Linked DNA regions of Mus musculus: region 1 is linked to region 2. The links are chromatin loops, found by intact Hi-C in ENCODE. Cell type or tissue: heart. All regions are shown on one strand. Each heading gives the region's core, and the rest is flanking DNA. Links, peaks and the distances in the headings are about the cores only.

The links. Hi-C counts contacts between places; a loop is a spot of excess contacts. Peaks named below come from ENCODE experiments on the same cell type or tissue, not always from the same donor. Only the 100,000 strongest peaks of a DNase experiment are listed, where the experiment ranks them.
Region 1: a loop joins it to region 2, with 4 times the contacts of the local background. A loop is called at or near these places in 7 of 42 quality-filtered maps.

The regions. Positions count from the first base shown.
Region 1 is chr2:158,176,344-158,187,496 of GRCm38, reverse strand. It overlaps Gm34514 (a long non-coding RNA gene), which reads right to left and starts at 8,433. Exons shown (of 2, transcript XR_375177.3): 1 at 8,357-8,433; 2 at 7,924-8,087. It also overlaps a transcript of D630003M21Rik not described here. In heart, for the core only: a CTCF peak has its summit at 6,496 (motif pointing right); DNase peaks (open chromatin) are centred at 7,716 and 8,306; H3K4me3 peaks cover 1,231 bases; H3K27ac peaks cover 2,726 bases.
Region 2 is chr2:158,102,053-158,113,205 of GRCm38, reverse strand. It overlaps Gm34458 (a long non-coding RNA gene), which reads right to left and starts at 7,952. Exons shown (of 2, transcript XR_001783529.1): 1 at 7,732-7,952; 2 at 381-1,047. In heart, for the core only: a CTCF peak has its summit at 5,788 (motif pointing left); DNase peaks (open chromatin) are centred at 3,405, 5,845 and 7,445; H3K27ac peaks cover 3,485 bases.

The DNA.
Region 1 (11,153 bases), core at 1,900-9,899, 73 kb before region 2:
ACATTTTTAAATCATCAAGATCTCATGTTTTAGTAGATCTATTATAAAGTGATTTTAGCGCATTTAATTCTATATATCCGTGGTTAGAAATACATGGAGTGATGAGTCTGAAATCTACTCCATGTATTTACCATGTGTATGTTTGTGCACGTGAGCGTGCCACACCCCATGTGCCAGAGGGAGGCTCACAGGAGCCACTTCTCTCCTTTCACCACGTGGCTTCCAGGAACCAAACTCAGGTCATCAGGCTTGGTGGCAATCGCCTTTGCTTTCTGAGCCACATTGGCAACCCTTTCCCTATATAATACCAAAGCTCACAGAGGTAAAAGCTCACAGAGGTAAAAGCATGTAAATTTGATGTGTGCAAAATGACTAGTAAGTGCTCTCTTTTATATGATATGTTTTATATTTGGATTTTTAACACATAAAAGAGCCAAGGAAATTCCCCCTGGAGTTTCTGCCATTATTAAATCAGTGCTGTTTAGACTACAGGCTCACCATGTAGGCAGGCCTCCTATTTAAATCCTGGTCCACATCTATTCGCCTTGTCTAAAGACGTTCTGCTGTTGTGTCTATGGGTGTATTGGCACATCAGAAAACAGGTCCATTTGTTGTCACTAGCGCTGGCCCTTGCATTTACATGTCACTACAGCAACAGTGGCTCCTCTACCTGTCCAGGGTACAAGTGTTCCCCTCTGTCAACTCAGCTCTCTACAATCTGAACCAGGAGAGAACCCTTTACCAAGCCAGTCTGTTCCAGAGGAGACTTGCTTACGGTTCCCAGGCCCCGCTCCGTGTGTTCCTCATTGTATCCTGACTGTTCTCTTGAAGCAAGGATAATTAGACAGGCCCCAGCTTTGAGCACTCCAAGCAGCGCTTCCTAATAATTAAGAGGTATTAGACACTAGTCACTTAGGGAATTATGTCTGTAAACAAGCAGAGAAGCTGCAGGCTAGTTTTCCTTAAATATTTGCTCCTGTTGGTTGTATTTTGGTAAAACTGTATCACTGTTGTCTGGTAACAGTCTGCAGAATTGCAGCTGCCGTTTTTTACTACATAAGCAGTATGTGTATGTGGGGGTGGGGTGGGGGGATTGTTTTCTGACTCTAACACATCACCCATAAAACTGACAGAGTTAATTCTCTTGGTTGACTGCCAGAACTTGACAGAAGACCCTGTCGCTGAAAACACTGCACATTTTGGTTATAGGACTCGCAGAAATCAAGACGGTTCTTTTCTGGAAGCCTCGCCCCTGAAGCTAGCTCTCACGGTGGCAGAAGGAGCTACGCAAACTGAGAGAACACTTATCACCAGTTCTATCTCGCTGGAAAGCCTGTGAACCAATATAACAACTGGCCCACCAAGATAGCTTCAGAGGTGCAATGGTGGCATGTATATCTTGGGGGCAACCAATAGATGTGTGATTAGACTCATGGCCTGCTCGGTAGGACAGAACTCATGCCTGGGACCATTAACCAAGCCAGGAACCCCTGACTGGAGAGTCATAGACCCCAGAATCTATAACTACCATTTAGCTAAATTAATATAGCTCCCAACTGCCTTCTAAACACTTATCCTTATGCCCATAGATAAATACAACTTCCCCCCTCCTCATCAAAGAAGGTGCTTGCTACAGCAGATAGAAGCTATTGTAGAGATTCCACAACTGGTCATGATGCACAGAACAAGTAACTCGGGGTGTGAAATCCCAAATGGAACTTGTACATTATCCTTATGCCTAAGGCTCAGGGAACAGCAAAAAGAGAGGGCAGAAATCTTAGAGCCAGAGGATGGAGATGGTGGCTTGCTGCAAGTGTGTCTGCTGGGTATGACAGGGGAGCTGTGTATAGACTCTGAATAATATGGCTGCCTGCATAAGACCACACCAGTTGGGCTGGAGAGATGGCTAAACAGTTAAGAGCACTGACTGCTCTTCCAGAGGTCCTGAGTTCAAGTCCCAGCAACCACATGGTGGCTCACAGCCATCTGTAATGGGATCTAATGCCCTCTACTGGTGTGTCTGAAGTCAGCTATAGTGTACTCACATACATAAACTAAATAAATAAATCTAAAAAAAGAAAGAAAGATCACACCAGTTGGCATAACAGCATGGATGGTGGAGAAGGGGGAGAGAGAGGGATAGAAATGATGTCAATATAGTGTACTCATTTATGAAGTTCTCAAAAATTAAAATAAATTCAAGAACAGACTCCTGTGAAGCCTGATATAAGAGTTATTCTACACATCCTTGGCTGCTTAAAACATGTCATAAGGGTTTATTTGCACCCTCTCCTTGGCATCTGGCTTTTACCACTGTCCTCCAGGAGGGTAGCAGGAGGATCTGAGCTGAAGGCCAGCCTGGGCTACATAATGAGACCTCATCTCAAACCAACAGCAGAAAGAAACTGAAGCTGCTAGGCTGGTGTGGTGACACATACCTCTAATCCTGGCATTCAGGAAGTAAAGGCAAGAGGGTAGGTTGTTTTCAAGGTCAGCGTAGGCTCTGAAATGAGACACTCTCGCCCCAGTTAAAACCTCTATACATCAAAGGATCTTATCAAGAAAGCAAAAAGAAGGGATAGAGAGATGGTTGGGTGGTTAAGACCACCTGTCGCTCTTGCAGAAGACCCAGGTTCAGTTCCTAGCACCCACATGATGGGTCACTACTTCCTGTAACTCCATTTGATGCCTCCTTCTGACCTCTGTGGGCATCAGACATACACAAACAAGTGTACATGCAGACAAAACACTCATACACACACACATAAAATAAAAAATTTAAAAATGAAAGTGAAAAGACACTATGTAGAATAGGACCCAATATTTGCAGATAGCACATGAAATGAGTCAATTGTCTGGGGCCCACTCAGAGAACAAAGTGCTGACCACACAAGTCTGACTGTAAAGGTGGAAGGGAAAAGCCAGGTCTCCACAGTTGTGCTCCAACACACACACATGCACGCATGCACACATACACGAATACAAAAGTCTTTGAAGACTTCTTTAGCCAGGGTACATAAAGAACTGATACAGCCAGGCAGTGGTGGTGCAGGCCTTTAATCCCAGGACTTGGGAAGCAGAGGCAGGCAGATTTCCGAGTTCGAGGCCAGCCTGGTCTACAGAGTGAGTTCCAGGACAGCCAGGGCTACACAAAGAAACCCTGTCTCAAAAAAACAGAGAGAGGGAGCGGGGGGAGGGTTACAATAACAAATGCAGACGATACCACATGTGGGAAGGTCATGAAACAGAACCTTTAGATGCACAATGGTGCAGCTGCTATGCTTAGATAACCCTACAATCCCACTCCAGGAACTGGGAACAAACAGGGAAAAAGAAAAGATAGTTTATGCAAACTGTGCAGCATTATTCATAATAGCTAAAGGCAGAAGCAACACAAATATCCAGAAAATATGGATACACACACACTCACCATCCATATTTAGAGAAAGAAACAATGTCCTTGTTTATTTGAGGCTGGGTCTCATATCCCAGGCCAGCCTTGAGCTTACTATGTAGCCAAGGATGACTTTGCTTTTCTAATCTCCTTACCTCCCTGGAACGGACATGTGCCATGGCACCCAGAGCTTAAGGAGATGCTCAACCAGCTCAACCTACTGAGCTACACTCCACTTAAACGGGAGCCAAGTTCCGATGCACGCTGCAACTCGGGGCAAACCTTATGCCGGTGCAATGAACCAGATACAGAAGGAGGACTGTTTGCGATTCTGTTGTGTGAAATGGCCAGATGTTCACAGAGACGTTTAGTCGGGGAGGAGTTAGTTGGGGCTGGGAGGAGGAGAGAGTGGGAATTGTTAGTGGGTGGGGGGTTTTTGTTTGGACATAAGAAAGATATTTGGAAATAGCCAGTGCTGGTGCCCACACATTTAGGAGATGACTCCAGTGAACACTTACACTGTGCGTATTTTCCTTTCCCACAGTGAAAATTCTCGGCGATAAATAGTGATTCATGCGGCAACCTGGATGGCCTTACAGACTTCATGCTATGTGGAAGAGATTGGGAGGCTGCAGTTACCGTGACTACATTTACACAGAACACAAGAAGCGTGGGTGGCACCTAAGACTGACTGTATCGGGTCTAGTGTGATGCTTACAGAACACAACACGCCATTTGCTTTCTTCTCATTTCCCCAAGTAGATCTTTTGATAAATTTATTCAGTAGATTTTTTTGGGGGGGGTGAGTATATATAAGCACCACTTGCATGCTTGTTGACTTGGAGGTCAGAAAAGGGCATCAGATCCTCTGGGACTGTGATAGTTAGGGGTGGCTGTAAACCACCATACAAGTGCTGGGAATGGAACCTCAGTCCTTTGCAAGAGCAAGTGAGATCTCTCTAACCCCAGATGTCATCATTGTCATCGTCGTCGTCATCATCATTATCATCATCACCATCACCATCATCCTCTTGAGATGAAAGCGTTCTAAAATTAACTGTGGTAATGGCAGGATACACTTATAAATATATTAGAAAGCATTGTGTTGAATGTTTTTTAAATGAGTGGATTTTGGGGTATGTGGGCTTTATCTCCATATAGCTATTTTAAACATACACATAAAACACAGACAGACAGAAGCCAAAAAAAAAAAAAAAAAAAAAAAAAAAGAGGAAAGCACAGAAAAAAGAAAATGAGAGATGGTGACCCGGGAATCTGGATAGTAATGATGGTGTGTCACGCAGGCTTTCTTTTTCTAGGGCTTAGAGAATTCTGCCTGCCTCTTTTAACTATCAAGGTTCCTTAGCCTTCTGATTGGCAGGGTCAGCCTTTCCTGGCCACCTTGAAGGTGTAAGACTCCTTTTAGGACTAAAGGTGTAGCTTGAAGTAGGGAGAGGCCTTGGATCATGTACACACACACACACACATACCCCTTACATAAACCTATACTTTTCCTTGATATCATGTACTTAAATTGCCGTTTTGCAATATTTTATTAAACTGTTTTGTGAGAACAAGAACTGAGTCTGCCTATTCTGTGTCCTTTGGACTTCATGGTGGTCAGGTGCATGAATGAATAAGTGAATGAGCAGTAACTCTTTTTCTATTAATAAGGACTGCCCAGAGCTCAGTAAGAACTCTATGATTGATTAATGATGTCTGCCATGGGTGCTGGCAGGAATACAGGTAGTAGATATGCCCTAAATTCACTAACCTTGAGCTTGATAGGGCTATGCCTTGGGGTCCCCTGCCAGAAAGAGCTCAGGGCCACCTAGGAACAATCACATCTCTCCCCCAAGCTCCCAGAAAAAGAGCACAGTTGTCATCCCAGCTGGCCTTGATAATCAATCACACAGCCACGCTGTGCCCATTAGGATTTGTCATTGAGCCACATCCAGGTGCAAGAGGCAGGCAGAGGCAGGTTCATTTGCATCTCGTTTATGTGAAATTTGCATATGCCTCCGCAGCCCTGTCTTCTTGCAATTTTCAAGTTAAAATGTCATTACTGCTCCCGAGAAGCCTGTTATTTCCTGATCTCATCTCCCGCTCCCGTGCTCCTTCTCCCTCCTCTGCCACAGCAGAGAGGATGGGCTGGCAAAGGAAAGAGGGTTTGTTTGAGCTTGGGCTCAGCTGCAGACCCACCTATGACTTTCTCCAGGCTGGGGCTGTGACATCAGGTACAGGGACAGGGACAGGGGTGTGGCTGGGGGAGCTGCCCTTCAAGCAGCCACTGAAGGGCTGATACAAGCTTACCCGCCCAGTGTTCTGCACTCTGAGGTCAGATTCCCACACCTAAGCTTCTGCCCCGGCTGTGCCCTTTAGAAGCCTCCTCTCTCTCCTGGCACAATAGTATCTATCACTGGGCACAGTCGGCAGCACTCAGCATGCCTGTGGCATGGCCTTATCTAGTTCTATGTTCTCAAGTTTGAAACACACACATCACCTTTACCCAGCCGGTACCTGTGGCAGACATCATTAATTGATCATAGACTTCTTTCTTACCAACCTCTATTCGCAGTTAGACCTTTGCCTAGCCTATGCTATGCCTCATCATCGTACACTGATGCTTGGAGAGGGGAGGCTCAAGCAGCCAGAAAAACTAGCTCAGGCTTTTAACTTGGGGGGGCAAGAGGTTAGGTGACTTCTGAACCCAGCATATGGTCAGAGGGCCATGTGTTCTTAGAAATCAAAAGAACAGGCCTCATTGATAGGCTCAGAGGTAGATTTGGGAGGCCTGGAGGCAGCAGCCTCTCCTGCCTCTTCAGGCCAGGCTCCACTAACCCCAACCCTGCTCTGAACACCCTCTCCCATTCTCCTCCCACCTGAACTAAACAGTATGCAGGTGACACGTGAGCCCAAGGACATCAAGGAAAACCTATGGAGGGAAAGAGTAGCGGCTGACATCTCAAAAAGGGCCCTGTGGTTCTTCTCCTAAGGTTTATTTATTTTTATTTTGTTAAATGTTCCCGAGGAACAGAGCTAGGTAGAGAGCTAAGCTAAGTGCACTGGGTTAAGTGCACCACGTGCATGCAGTACCCACAGTGACCAGAAGAGGGCGCGAGGATCGGAAGTACAGATCCGAAGTTCTGGGAAACCTAGCCCTGACCGATGCTCTGCAAGATCACTAAGCACTGAGGGTTGTTTGTTTGTTTGTTTGTCTTTAACATGGGGGTAAAAAGCAGGTCACCAACAGAACATGGTTGTGTTCATATGCAATCCAATCACTCTGGAGGTTGTGGCAGGAGGATCACAAGTTCAAAGCCAGCCTGGGTTACAGAGCAAGCCTGTCTCCACAAGAAGCAGAATGGAGAAAGCTTTCTTTCTGTGGGTTATGACATGATGGCCCTACTGACATGTGTCTTAATAGTCCAGAAAGGCTCGACTGTCACTGCCCCGAGGCTGCTTCCTCCTGGAACAACTCTGATGTCCTTGCCCTGTGAGAAAGTCCCTTCCTGGACAACTCGTTCACCTGGCCTTCATTCCTACAGTTCGGTGCCTAAGTCACCAGTCAGGGCTGTGGCTGCAATTGTGATGTTTAATCTCAACACCTGTCAGAGCCAATAATCTTAAACTCACACACTGACAATAGCCACTTACTTACTAAGTGTGAGCCTCTGTGCTCAGTGTATTTGTATCATCCCATCTCATAGCTGTTCCCTCTGTCGTGTGAGTATGTTTATGAATGGGAAAACTGAGGACCAGAGAGGTTAAGTAACATGCTTGAGCTCACACAGCCCACAAGTGGCAGAAGTAGGATGTGAACCCAGGCAGGCTTGTCTCACTCCATCCTCCGCAGTCTCTTACACACTCAGGTTCCCTTCAGGGTGTGGAGTTCTCAAACCCACACCTGCCCCTGAGCTCTTTGGCTCTAATCCCATGGCTGAGGCCTAAGATATGAGTTAAGCAATAAGAACTATCTGGTGGGACAGCAGGCACCGCTATTTGCCATGCAGAATCCCAGTGTAATTATCAGCGACTCCCTAAAGTGTTCCAATTTGGCCGGTAAATTGCATGGATACCCATCCCATCTGCTGTATGTACTTAGAACAGTACCTCCCTGGGATCCTGGGAGAAGCAGGGGGAGAGTCCTGGGGCCATTCTCGCTCCCGAAGAACTAGGCTGGGTAGGGAGCTGAGGCTGGGGCCCCTGGGATATGGGATGAGTCACGGGGGTGGGGGGGCTTTTGACCGTCTGAAGTTGCAGGGAGCAGCGGCTGGCTGTCCTGGCTTCCTGCCGTTCCCAGGCATCCAGCCAGCCCATCCCCACTGCGGCTCTCCCTAGCCCTTATGGGGGAACTGATTTCCTGTCCACCTTGGTTTATCCGTCTGTTAAAGGGGCTGTTACTTGGGCCAGGATGGCTGGGAGTGGGGTGTCAGCACAATCCACTGCTTTGAATGCCCCAGAACCTCCTGCCAAGGCTTCGAATGTCCCAGGATCTCCTGCAGAGGAAACGACAGGCAGAGGGTCTCTCGGGATCACTAGTTTTCAATGGCCTGGAAACTCCAGTAAGCTGAACAAAAGCTTGGGAACATCCTAGCACTCCAGTATCTTGTGGGAGGGGCTCCCATAAACGCATCCTGAGTGTGACAGCCAAACTTTGCGGTTCCCGTCTCTGTAAGTCACACGTCTTTCTCTAGAAAAAAAAAAAAAAGGCTATAAATTGTGGCCTTGGGCTTGGATGAGGCAACATGGAGGATTCTCGGAGAGGCAGGTAGCACAACAGAGCCACGTCCTAAGCATTCGGAACCCAAGGAGTCCTTCACTGAACTAGTGCAGTGGGATTTGCGTCCTGCTCAGTGTGAGAACCAGGCCAGCCCTGCCCACCAGGCCAGCCCCGCCCACCAGGCCAGCCCCGCCCACCAGGCCTGCAAACTCCTCACCACCTCCGCTCTCTACCCTTACCTCCCACTTCCCGCAATCCTCCTGAGCCTGTCAGGGTCATTCAGATCAGAAGACCTTCCCACGCCGTAGCCATAGCTCTGCAACAAAACAAACTGCATCAGAGAACCTCGGTCCACTTTCCACGCTCGAGCCTGGGCGGGGGGGGGGGGGGGGGGTCATCTTCCTTGAGGTCCAACAGCTGGGATCTCAGAATTCAGCAATGACCCTGCGAGCCCGGTCCACCCTCTGACCCTCACCGAAGTCACACCCTCTGGCCTGACAGTCTTTTTCCTCAATGGCTGCCTCAGGGTTTCCACATCTCCTTGACCAACGCTGCGCCCACTGCTGGGCCATGGGGAGATGTGTAGGTGGGGGCTTTTACTTCATTGTTTCTAAGGAAAGGCTCCACAAGACCAGTGGCCAAGGCCAGGCTGCTGTACAGCTCTGAGTTCTTTGTGCAAGAAGGTCCAGGACTGGGGGGTGAGGGGACTGACTTGACCCAGAAAAGGGTCTCACAGGTCTGGGAGGAGGTGGGGCAATTGCTGACAAAATTGATGTATCCTGGAGTCTCTCAGAAAGCAAGACTCTCACCCAGACCCCACTTCAGGGTCCTCAGGTTCTAGGTACAGTGGACGACATTATCCAGAGCTGCCCGTAACAATGAGCATCTCTCATTCCAGGAAGCCTTCTTACAGATTGACCTTGGCTCCCTGACTGTGCAGGTGGAAGTCCCTTCCCTTTGAGAACAGTGCGACAGCAGTTTGACTCTGTGTGACTTCAAAGCAGGGACATAAAAATGCATTCTTGTTTGGCTGTCTTGGAGCCTGACCAACAAGCTATAAGGAAGCTTTACCTAATCCCCACACAGAGTCCACCCTGAGAGCCATAAGGAAGTATTTTGGCCCAGTGGTTGACAACATGGAGACAGAACTGAAAGACAGGTGACAATTGCCTTTCACAGGAGAAGTGTACAGCAAAACAGAGAGCTAGGACCCACAGATCCCTTAAGTCACCGCACACCTGACTTTAGCCCAGACCCTGCACCTCTTTCCTAGTTCACTGTACCACAGGAAGGAACAAAATGCAGTTCGTTAATGGGAAGGAGTCCCACCCGGAGCTGGGCACAAAGTGTCCAGGCACACCAGGTGCTTCCACCCTTGGCCAGAAAATGCAGCAGTGCCCACGTCTTCTCCACAGAATAAAATGTACATCTGAGGTATCTGAGGCACACCTCAGCCCTGACCACTCTAGTCTGTCTCTTCCATCCAGACCACTTTCTGGCCTGGAGAGACCAGGAAGTGTAGAGCTGATATGATACCCCCTGAGAAGTTCCGCTGCTTGGCCCCAGGCCTCACCTCATTTGTGATGTTAATTGCATAGATTTGCATAATGCGCTCACTGAGGCGGTATTTATCTTGCACATTAGAATCATCTAATCATCTGTGATTTTCCTTCTCTTTATCCTGATGATGCTAGGAATGGGGGGGTGGGGTGGGAGGAAGCAAAGCAGGCAGGAGTCTTTCTGGGTCTCTGTCTCTGGGTCTCTGTCTCTGTCTGTCTGTCTGTCTGTCTCTCTCTCTCTCTCTCTCTCTCTCTCTCTCTCTCTCTCTTTCTCTCTCTCACACACACACACACACACACACACACATGTATAGAATGCATGACAAAAATGTCCTTGATCCCAAAAATTTAAGAGACTGAGCTAGCAGGAGCATGACTGTGTGGCAAGGGTAGCCTGGGCTACATAGGAAGTCTCTGTCTCAAAGAATGCACTGTGGTTTGCAACCCTGAGGATGCCTAACCTAAGACAGACAGACAGAAGACGCACACTCACAGTGCATGTCTGCCTTAGCCTTTCATGCTTACATTTCTTCAGCCCTGCCCCCCCACACCTCGCCTGCTCCCCCAGATCGTGTAGCTTCCTTCTTGTTTCCTTCGCTTCTTCCCTCAGAAGAGGTCACTTCTTCAAAATATTTTATGTGTTGGAGTGTTTGGCGATACATGTACGTGTGTGCCCCACGTGTGTGCCTGGTACCCATGGAGGCCAGAAGGGGGCATGGGATCACCTAGAACTGGAGTTACAGGCAGTTGTGTGCTGGGAAGTGAGCCCAGGTCCTCTGCAAGAGTCAACCATCTCTCCAGCCTGACATCAACTCTTCAGGAAGATGTCTGTGCCGCTTCCTTTAGCTCCTGTGTTTGGGGGGCGGTGCTAATGTGGACACGCCCATTTGGAAGCCAGAGGTTGACATAGGCCACCTCATTTTTGAAACCAGTCCTCTCACTGAATCTGGAGCTCATGGGACTGATGAGCAGGTGATAGCAACCAGTCCGGTAGGCGAGGACTCTGAGGTAGCAGTTATAAGAACAGCCTTGCTGAAAGCGAGAAGGTCGGCAGGGTTCTGGTTCCTGTCCCTGTGCCAGCTCCTAGATGACCGCTTCTGCCTGAGGTTGCAAGGTGACTTCACAGTGTGACTGGAACAGAGCTGAAAAGGATGCTTGGTGGGCCAGCTGGGCCAACAGCTCACCCCCTCTCCCCGACTGATCACTAGTTGAGAAAATACCTTTCAGCTAGATCTCATGGAGGCATTTCCTCAACTGAGGCTCCTTCCTCTCTGATGACTTTTTTTTTAACTTGTGTCAAGTTGACACAAAACCAGCCAGTACAGTGCCCTATTTCCTAAGACAGCCCCCACTTCCAACCAGGACTTCTGTTTCCTCTCTCCTGTGCTCCCACCTATGAGTCTATAATAATCATCTCTCTAAAATTTCTCCTCTACGGCCCATGAATTTCATTTCCTGGTTTTACTGCTGAGACAAG
Region 2 (11,153 bases), core at 1,105-9,104:
AGACTTACCCAAGACCCAGCAGTTAGAGAGGAGTTGTCCCACCGCTCTCTGAAGAATGGCCTAAAGAGAGGAGGGGAGAGGATGTGGGGAGGACAGGAAAGGGGCAGGCTTGTTTCCAGGACCCTGGACATTGGAAGCCTTGGGTTTATCCACACACTGTTTCCCCATTAGTAGCCTGAGAAAGTCAGGCTCAGAAGACCAAAGTGATAAGTAAGGAGTTTTTCGTACTTATTGTATGAACCAGAAAATCCATGAGAAAAGCACCCGTGGACACAGAAAGATGTTCAGTGATGTTGTCGGTGCCGTCATCCGCAGGAGAGAAAAAGTGAAAGCAACCCACCTGCCCACTAACTTAATTAAGAGACCAATAAACTATGCTGTATGGACCATGGAGTATTACTTGGCAGTGAAAAGGAACGAAGCCCTGATACACGCTACAGTAAGGACAGAAATAGGCTAAGTGGAAGAAAACAGAAACCAAAGCTGTCAGAATGTGTGATGCACCTATAGAGAGGAAGGAGACAGGTGGCTGCCTGGGCCTTGAGATGCGGAGGGATGGGGAGTTGGAACTAGGGGATTATGGGAATTCTGTAGACTGTCTTCATGGGTGCAGTTGTCTGGACTGGAGGCCATTGAACTAACTTGTACGGCATGTGAGTTCTATCTCAATAAAGCCATCTAAATGATTAGTATGAGCAGGGGAAGGGAGAAGGCTGAGCTGAGAGCCGCAGCCTGGGTTCTGTCTGGGGGATTTGCTTGGGCATGCTCAGTAAACATCCCATTCCCTTCCGGCTTCTTTGTTTTGTGAAATGAGGGAGCAGAGAGGAGGTGGTGCCGTCCGTTTGAGGGTACGGTGCATTCTGTAGACAGTTGTCCGTGATTACGGGTACTCCTGCCCACTGGGTAAAGTCAGAGGGTCCCTGGGGCCTTCGTAAACCCTTAATCGTTCAGTACCATGTCCATTCCAGCCAGCTGCAGGTCACACTTGATCTACACCCTTCACGATGGCTAACGAGCTGCCTCTAGACAGTGTCCTCAGCTGCTGTCCTATAGCAAGAAATATGAAGCATCTTAGTTAGTACATGCCTGTCATCTCGGCTCTGAGGTTAGGCAAGAGGATTGTAAGTTTGAGGCCAGCCTGTGCTACATGGTGAGGCCCTGTCTCTGAAAAAGAAAGTGAAGACAACCAGAGGCAAAGGTCCAGCCTTGTCAGTTTTACATCCACTCCTCCAGACTTGTTCTGGAGCAGACAGACAGACAGACCAAAGGAAAATGCCAGCTAAGTCAGCCAGAGCGGCAATTTACCTTCATTTGCTGAGATTACTCTTTTCACAGAAGGGAAACTGAGGCATGGATGGGCGCAGGATGTGCTTATAGCAAAGAATAAGGGCAAAAGCTGAGCCCACCCCATTTCGACTCTTCTTGGGAGAGATGAGTGGCCACATGGCTAGCTGGCAGAGGTCCCTTAAAGGGGGGCAGTGGCCCTGGGACCCAGGGTGAGATGAACCAAGGAGTTCTGAGTGATTGATATTTCATCTCCCAGCACTCTTGGCTGTGTGACTATGAGGAAGTAACTTGCCCTCTCTGGGTCTCGGTCATAATGGATCACCTGGATGCTGCCTCAGTATGACACTGCCTCAGAGGCCAACAGGAACTCTGGCTGTAAGACGATGGTGGGATCAGAGTGGGTGACTGGAACAGGGATCGTTTATTTAGGCATCTCTCACAGCTGGGGATGGAGCGGTGGCTTCTGAGCCCAGCTGAAAGGAGGCAGTGGTGTAGAGGCCTCTTGGGAGCTATAGCATGAAGACAGCTGGATGGGTCAAAGTTCATGTGGACCAGGTGCTATACTAGATTTAAGGGACACATGGTCATCATGGCAAGACTGACCTATATACTGTCTTAGCAAACTCCAGGGAGAAGCAAAAGGCGCCAAGAGGGCTATGGTATCAACTCTAAGATTCAAGCTGAAGCTGACAAAATGGCTCAGAGGGTAGGACGTTTTACTCTGTAGGGGTGAGGGCCTGAGTTTGAATCCCCAGCACCTGTGCAACCCCAGCCCTGGGTGTGGAGGCAGATGGATCCCAAGAGCCCACTGGCTAGATGGTCTAACAGCCAAGCTTCCTTCAAGTGCCTTGCATACACAGGGGTCCTGGGTCCTGACATCCCCATTCTGCAGTATAGCAGATCGAAGAGTGACCAGAGAGCTTACTGCACAGGCCCAGGGTCACAACGATGGAAATCCAAGGTAGAGCGAGAGTTCCAAGCAAACAATTCGGAACCCAGTCTTCGTTCCCAGCTTCCCACGCTGTCGCTACCTGTCACACTGATGTGTATGGTTCTGAGAATGATCTATGGGAGTCATATTTTTGGTTTTGAATGAGTGAATTTATTAAGTATATAGCAGGTCAAAATAAAAGAGAAAGAGAGAAAGATATATCAAAATAACATCAAATTGAATGTTCAAAACATCCAGCAGAGCCAGGCTGTAGTGGCGCATGCCTTTAATCCCAGCACTCTGGATGTAGAGCCAGGTGGGTCTCTGAGTTCAAAACCAGCCTGGTCTACAGAGTGAGTTCTAGGCCAGCCAGGACTACACAGACTAAACTCTGTCTTCAGGGAAAACAAAACAAAACCAACCAAGCAACCAAATGAACAAACAAAACACCAAAAAAACAGAACAAAACAACAACAAATCCTCCCAGCAGAAACGGACTCAGGGTGCCTTAGCAACCAGCTGGAGCTCCCACTAGAGAGGATCTTAGGCAGAGCAGAGGGTCCCCTCATTTAATCACATTTAATCCCACATTTAATCCCAGCAGAGGTAGGCAGATCTCTGAGAGTTCAAGGCCAGCCTGGTCTACACGGTGAGTTCCAGGATAGCCAGGGCTACATAGTGAGATCCTGTCTCAAAACCAAACCAAACCAAAACTAAAAGCACAATACGGATGGTTACAACATCTGGCAGAGGCCTACTGAAGATGGCTCTTATGTCATGGGATGAACATAGCAATGTCTGCTGGGAATGGTTACCTTCCAGCTGTTGTTTAAAGACACAATGTTTTTATCCTCTGGCTGCTTTGCTGTGTCCCTTCACAGAGTTAGGGTGCCATTCCATCCCCAGACAAAGGGGCCTTAGAGGATAGTTTGAGACACACATGTTTGGGTGTGAAATGGGGGTGAGAGGGTGAACCTCACCTCCATAGGTGGTTTCTCGGTGAGCTCCAACAGCACATGACAGTTAACAATATAATCTATATTATACACACAGGCTGGACACAGGCCGAGGCAGGGAAGCTACTGTGGAGCCTGGAGCCTGAGGAGGATCCTCCAGAGACAGGCAGGAAGCATGCTAGCTGAGCTGCTGGAGGAAGGTACAGCAGCCTGCGAGCTGGGTGCGGGAGGCAGGAAGGAGGTGGGGGGAGAGTCCGTTTTCTAGGAAGTGAAGGCTACCTCAGCAGGCATGATGTGCATCTGTGTGGGCCCAGCTTTGGAAGCTGTGTGTTCTGTGTTCCAGGCAGGGCCCGGCCACCTCAGGAAGTGTATGAGGGAAAGTGTTTCTGGGAAACGGCCCCAGAGACTTCAGAAGAAAGGAATCTGCAGCTTAGAAGTCTCTAGCGATTGCTGGGGTTTCTTTTCACAGTCTTTCTAAATATTTACTTTTGTGTCCGAATCGATATTCATCATTTTCCTTTGTATTCTCCTTAAATCCGATCTGCCAAAATAAAAAGTAAACCTACAGTTGCCTTGCCAGAGGAAATAAAATTAAGAAATTAAAAAAATATGCGCTTGTCCAATTACGATGAGTCATAACAGAAGTTTGAGACTTTATAGTAAGAAATGTATTTATGGGCTGGGGAAATGGCTCAGAAGGTAAAGTGCTTTGCTGCACAAGTTAGGGGAGCTGGGTTTGAATCCCAGAACCCACAAGAGAGAGACAGAGAGAGACAGAGACAGAGACACAGATACAGACAGAGACAAACAGAGATAGAGACAGAGAGAGAGGAGAGAGAGGAAGAAGGAGAAGAGGGGAGGGGAGAGGAGAGAGAGAGAAGAGAGAGGAGAGAGAGAGACAGACATACACAGAGATACAGAGACAGACAGAGAGTGAGGTGCTGAGACAGGAGGACCCCCAAAACTCCCTGATCAGCAGTCTAGATGAATCACCAAGCTCCCAGTTCTGTGAGATCCCTGTCTCAAAAGCTAAAATGGAGACGTGGTTGAGGAAAGAACCTGGACATCAATCAGCTCTGGCCTCCACTTGACGCCCCTCGCCCCTGTGAGTGCTCCCACAAACTCCTCACTGCCTTCCTTCCGATGTATTTACTGCACAGCCAGCCAAACACCCTTGCTCAGCCCAGCCTCCCCCAGGTGCGCTGGCCACTGGCAGCCTACGGTTGAGGCAGAGCCCAGCATGTGTATTGCGACTCACTGACGGTTTTACTATCAGGAAAACTTTTATTTTACAACAAAGGCTTGGCTAGCTTACCTGGGTTTGATTTGAGATTGAGGTTGTTTATTTATTCATTCATTTGTTTGTTTTGACACGTGCTCTCCTGTAGCCCAGGCTGGTCTTGAACTCGCTATGTAGCCCAAGGATGACCTTGAACTCTTGACCCTCTACCCCCACCCGATACGTGCTAAAGTTACTCTTTCACCACCACACCCTGCTCTTCTTTGTTCTTATCTATCTATCTATCTATCTATCTATCTATCTATCTATCTATCTATTTTTATTTCTTGGTTTTTCAAGACAGGGTTTCTCTATGTAGCCCTTACTGTCCTGGAACTCACTTGGTAGATCAGGCTGACCTTGAACTCACAAAGATCCTCCTGCCTCTGCCTCCCAAGTACTGGAATTAAAGCTCATTATTATTGATTTATTTTAATGTGGCCTACCAAGTGGAAAATTGTCATGTGAGAATATTGTCACACCACAGTGAAGTTTAAATAGCAGTTGGTCTATCAGTAAGTTGTAATACACACGTACACACACTCACACAGCACACTTACACACACTCACACAAGCACACATTCACACAAGCACACTCACACACACATGCACACAGTCATAAGTACACTCACACAATACACTCACACACATACACTCACTCACACAGGACATACACTCACAGATACACACTCACACTCACACATTTGCTACATCCTGTGCCTGCCTTTATGCGTATGTTTGAGTGTGTGGTAGTGTGTACGCATGCACGAGCATGCATGTGGGGGTGGGGCTGAAGTTGACATTTGGTGTCTTCCTTCATTAACCGCCACTAATTTGTTGGGTTGAGGGTACTCCTTGAGCCTGGAACTCACCAATTCCTGCTAGTTTAGCTAGCCAGCTTGCTTTGGGAATCCCTTGTGTCTGCTCCACAGGGCTGGGATTCTTGGTGACCACCAGGTCCACCTGGCTTTTGCACGAGGGGACATGAACCAGTCCTCATAACTGCTAGGCTAGCATCTTTACCCACTAACTCATTTCCCCACTCCTCCTCCTCCTCCTCCTCCTCCTCCTCCTCCTCCTCCTCCTCCTCCTCCTCCTCCTCGTTCTTTTGAGATAGTTTCACTCACTACATAACCCAGGCCTCAGACTCTCAGTAATTCTCCTGCCTCACGCCCCTAGTACTGAGATTACAGCTAGGAGCTCACACAGACTGGTGATTGTGCCTTTTCTATTTACACATCAACCCTGAATGGGAACGCTGTCCCACAGTGGCAATTACTCCCAACTTCAGCACAGGGACGAGCTAGGATGTCATAACTGTGCCCCCTGGAGGGCTGTGGGTTGATAGCAGTGGCAGCCAATCTTGCTCTAGAAAGTTAGGTCCAGCAAGGGGCTGTTGGAGCAAGGCAGTAGGGAGATCTGAAAGGGACAGCTGCCAAGTGACCCTTTGGGAGGCAGCAGAGACACTTTCCATGGTGGATACGCAGAGGACAGGCAGGCAGGAAGCAGGCTGGGAGTTTGGTGCAAAGCCAGGAAGAGAATTATGTAGGGGCTCATAATGGGGACTGAGGAAGAAGGCGCCTGGTCTCTGATGCTTTCCTTAGCTACAGTGGTCCTGCCCTACAGGGATGGCTGAAGATGAGCACTGGCAGCCCATGCTCCACCAGGCACCACCAGGCCCCAGGCCCCCTGAAAAGATTTTCTCTGCCAACTCCCCCTCCATTCTTTCTCAGATCTGGCCAGCCCTGCTCAGGGCTGACAAGCCGTCTACACCCAACACTTGGCAGTGCCAAATCTTAACAGCCCTTGCAATTTGTCTCTCATGCATCACAGAGACCCCCTCCTCCTTCTTTCTATCTCCTATTTCATTGGCGCATTCCTTCAGTGGGGGGAGGGCTTCTTGAACTTGGTGCTGCTGGGGTCTGTGTTGCTGAGGCCCCCAATGGTCCTGAGAAAAATGAAGCCCAGCAAAGCAACTTGAGGCCAGAGTCACCCAAAATCAGTCAGGGCTGGACTATTTTTTTTAAATATAATGCTGTTTTTAAAAAAAGACTTACTTATTTTATTTTATGTGTATGTACATGTGCCTAAGTGTATGTATATATGGGCTCTGCATGCACGCAGGTGTCTGTTGAGGTCAAAAAAAGATGTCAGATCCCCTAGGACCGGAGTTACAGGTGATTGTGAACTACCTGATGGGGTGTTAAGAAATGAACTCAGCTCTTAACCACTGGGCCATCTTCCCAGACCCAGAGCCAGATTTTAACAATAACGGCAATAGCAGTAATCACGTGCTGGCTCTTAGCGGTATGAGACACAGATTGAGGCACTGTGCAGACGTTAGCCATCGGCCCCTCGAGGTGACTCAGAGGAGGAATCAGTTGGTTTTGTTTTGTTTTGTTTTGTTTTTTTCAAGATAGGGTTTCTCTATAGTAGGCCAGGCTGGCCTTGAACTCAAGAGAGTCGCCTGTCTCTGCCTCCCAAATGCTGGGATTTAAGGTGTGTGCCACCATGCCCAGTTGGAATGAATTGCTCTTACCAGAATCTTCAAATGCTATTGAAGTCTTCCATTGCAGAAAATGCATACACATCCACCCTCCCTCACAAATGCATGCACACACAAACACACACACACACACACACACACACACATCTACCCAACACATATGCACACACAATCTACACACATGCACACACATCTACACATACATTCACACAATCACACTTCTACATGCACACACACTCACATATCTGTGCACACTCTCTCTCTCACACACACACACAGAGACTCACACATACATACACACACAACAAGTTGGGGGAGAGGGAGGAGTTCTATGCAGAAGGCTTACTGACCACATGGGAAGATAATTAGAGTCACTGAAAAGTTTTCCCTTCCAAACCACAAGGAGATAATGTCACACCCACATGGGGGCTGTGACCCTGAGGCAGATAATGACAGTCGAAGGCAGGATGTGGAAAGCCTGGACCGCTCTCACAGCTCTGCCAGAGACAAGCTGTGGTGCAGCTGTCTGGGGACACGATCCCCTATGACATCAGGTTAGGCACGGAGCAAACACTGGACCTTCGGGCTCCTCCCAGAGCGAAACCAGAAAATGGAAAACACATTCACCAAAGCCAGAGTGGACACAACCCAAACTTGCACTAACTGATAGGGGGCAAACAGGGGGCATCTACACAACGGAGTATTACTCTGCAATGAAAAGGAGGAAGTGATGTGAGCACAGTACAGATGTGATTTGAAAGCATTTCCCTACCTGGAAGCAGCTGCTCCCATGAGACCACACATCATATGACTCCGTTTATGTGAAATATCCCCAAACAGATCAATGGCTCCAGGGGCATCTGGTCCTCTGGCCTCCATGGGCACTGCAGTCCTGCAGACCCGAACTAGGCACACAAACGCACACATGATTAAAAAAGAAAATCTTGAATTAAGAAGGTACTTGAGTTTTGTCCAGGCTGTTGTCTTGCCTAAGTCCACCCTACCTTCTTCTGTTCCTCCGAGTGATCAAAAGTTGTTGATTTCTAAGACCCAGATCAAAGGCCGTTACAAAGACTTCCTCAATAGGCTGCAGTCAGAAGGACGCGTCTGCCCTCTGAACTTCTGGCCCAGCCCTCCCTGAGTGGTGATTTAAAGGGCACCCCTTGGGTTGATGGCATCTATTACAGTTGACATGATTTAAGGACTCATCTTGCCCTGCTGCTCTGTTATGAACTTTCAGAGACAGAAGGCTGAATCCTCTTGCCTTCTGAGTATGCAGAGCCCAGCACTGGGGCCAGCATGGACCAGGCATCCATGTTAACTACTGTTCTCACCCCTGGGCTCTCTGTAGTTTAAGGAGGAAGCTTTTATTTTGGCTCCACAGTTTGAAAAGGTACAGCCCATCATGCCGAGGAAGCCACAGAAGCCCTTCAAAGATGCTGGGTCCATGCTGGCAAGAACTTGCTTGGCTCTGCTTGCTTAAACCTCGGTGGATCAGGAGTGGGGTGGGGAGCGGAAGTGTGTGCAGGCTAAACCTGGGCAAGGCTACCGATAGATAACTCCTGGGCCTCCATTAAAAGTTCTACAGCCTCCTGACAAGACAGGACCACACGCCAAGGAGCAGATGTTCAAGTTCACAACCCTGCAGAGGAAATTTCACATTCAAACAATATCAACCATGGTATCTTTGTTTTTTAATTTTTTAAATTTTATGTCATTTTTGTTTCTTTGAGACAAGGTTTCTCTGTATAACCCTGGCTGTCCTGGGACTCGATTTATAGAGCAGGCTGGCCTATAACTCAGAGATCCAGTCTGCCTTTGCCTTCCTGGTGCTGGGATTAAAGGCATGTGGCACCACTGCCCAGTTATCAGTGGTATCTTTTAAAATGTGTGGAGGATTCACTCTCAATGTCCACTTTCTCACACCAACCTCCCTTCTAGGAATGATTCACCAGCTCATGAACTCTGGAAATACCCCCTTTTAAGAAGTAAACACAAAATGGTCAAATGATGAAGACAGCTGTTTTCCAGTGTGATTGGCCAGACAGTTGTTTTAAGGACGTGGGGCTTGCCTCCAGGATTAGGGGTATGTAGAGGTAGGCAAGGATTACTAACTCAGACAGGGAGACCTACATCTTACAACTAAGAAGACAATTGTTTAAAATGTGTGTGAGTGTGTGTGTCCGCCAAACATTTCAACGCCGTGAGAAATTATCTGACGGGAACAACATTAAAGAAAAGGGTTTGTGGTGGTTCATGGCACCAGAGTTTTGGGGTCCATTTTAGCAGGGGTGTCAGAGTGAGCAGAGGCCTTAGCTCTAGGTGTCCCGGAAACAGAGAGAGCAAGTCTGCGCCATTGGGCTCTTGGCTGGTCTGTATTTTCCAATTGTCCTGCCTCTTCAGCTAACTCTCTCTGGAACTGCCCTCATGGGCACAACAACACGTATTTTCCCCTAATCTCAACCCCTCTTCTAGAAACAGCTTCCCCGTGTGCTCAGACACACAGGACACTTTACCAGTAGAATGCATATCACATCCTCGGTGCTTGCCACCTGAGTCTGTGAAACTGAGTCTCTCGCTGAGTCTAGACCTTGACATTCCAGCTAGAGCACTGGCAGGCAAGATCCTGGGCTCCTCCTGTCTCTCTCTTTACCCTGAGGCACTGGGGTTACAGGCACGTACAACCATGCCTGGATTTTACGTGAGTGTAAAGGATTGGAACTCTGATCTTCCGGCTTATACAGTGAGCACTTTACCCACAAGGCCATCTCTTCGGCCCTATAGACTGTTGTAAATACAGCATTCATACAGCCTCTATGCGTGCTTCATTAGCTAAAGGAAGAGGTGTGGTCCAGCCTTTTATCGTGGGGGTGAAAGAGTTAACGTCAAATGTTTCCCTAAGTACTACCATGTCTCACTCTTGCTGGGGTGAACCCTGCCTGCAGCACTTAACTGACCATATTCTCTCTCAAAATAGTCCCCTCCTTTGGCTGCCAGAGCTCAGCACTCCCTGTTCCTCTCCTCAGAGCTCCCTGGTCCCTTCTTCCTGGTCTCCTTCGCACTGCCTCCTCTTCCTCCTCCTGACCCCAGATGGCAGGACACCCGAGAGCCCACTCCCCTGCTTGGTCTGACACCACTTGCTCAACTCATCTGGCTTAAGCTTTGCATGTTAACCAGTCCAGAACTCTCCTCCAAACACTACCCTGGCCCATGCACTATCCACCCCCATCCCTGTGAGGCTGCTGCCCAGGACCCCAGGCTTCCCATGGACCAGAAAAGACTCCTCCTCTCTCACCTGCCCCTTCTTAGACCTGCCCATCTTAGTAACGGGCATCGCTGTCCAGTTAGTCGCTCAGAACCAAAGCCTACAGACTGCCCGCAACCTTTACCGGACCCATCAAGACCTGATGTTTTTATTCCCAAGCCACTGAGTCTCTTTACCTCCAACTCACAAAGGTCACCCATGAGCATAAGCTCATTGGCACCCCAGGGTACCACGCCCTTCCTCACCCACTCTCCTCTCTGACACCAGACTGTTCTTTAAGACAGAATCCATCGTTCATTGCCTTTGCCCAAGTCACTCAACAATCCTCTAGTCTGGTCCACGCTTGCTTCTCTCACTCCCGCTGCTTACTGACACCCAAAGTCCTTTCCTTCTGCAAAGCCTATGCTCAAAGGTATTCCATCTAGATCGCCAGTGTTCCAGAGCGTTCTGTCTCCTGAAGTCTCCCTATGCTGCAGGATGCTCAGACATCTCCTTCACGAGGCTGGCATTGATGCTACAGTGCTCACACAGGGACACTCTGTGTAGCTTCAGCTTCTCCTAGCACCTGGTTCCAAAACAAAGTGACCTAGAAACAAATTCACAAGAATGCAAGGGCAACAGCAGCCACTACTACCACAGTCAGTGTGTGTATGTGTGTGTGTGTCTGTGTCTCTGTGTGTGTCTGTAACTGTGTGGATGTGTCTGTGTGTATATCTGAGTATGTCTGTGTGTTTGTGTGTGCATCTGAGTATGTCTGTGTGTGTCTATGCATTTTCATGTATTGTGTTCAAATGTTCATATGTGTGAATGTGTGCATACGGTAGCCAGAGGTCACTTTATGTCTTCCTTACCTGCTTTCTGATCCTACTTATTGAGCCGTGGTCTATCACTGAAGCTGGAACTCACTGACTCAGCCAGACAAGCCTCAG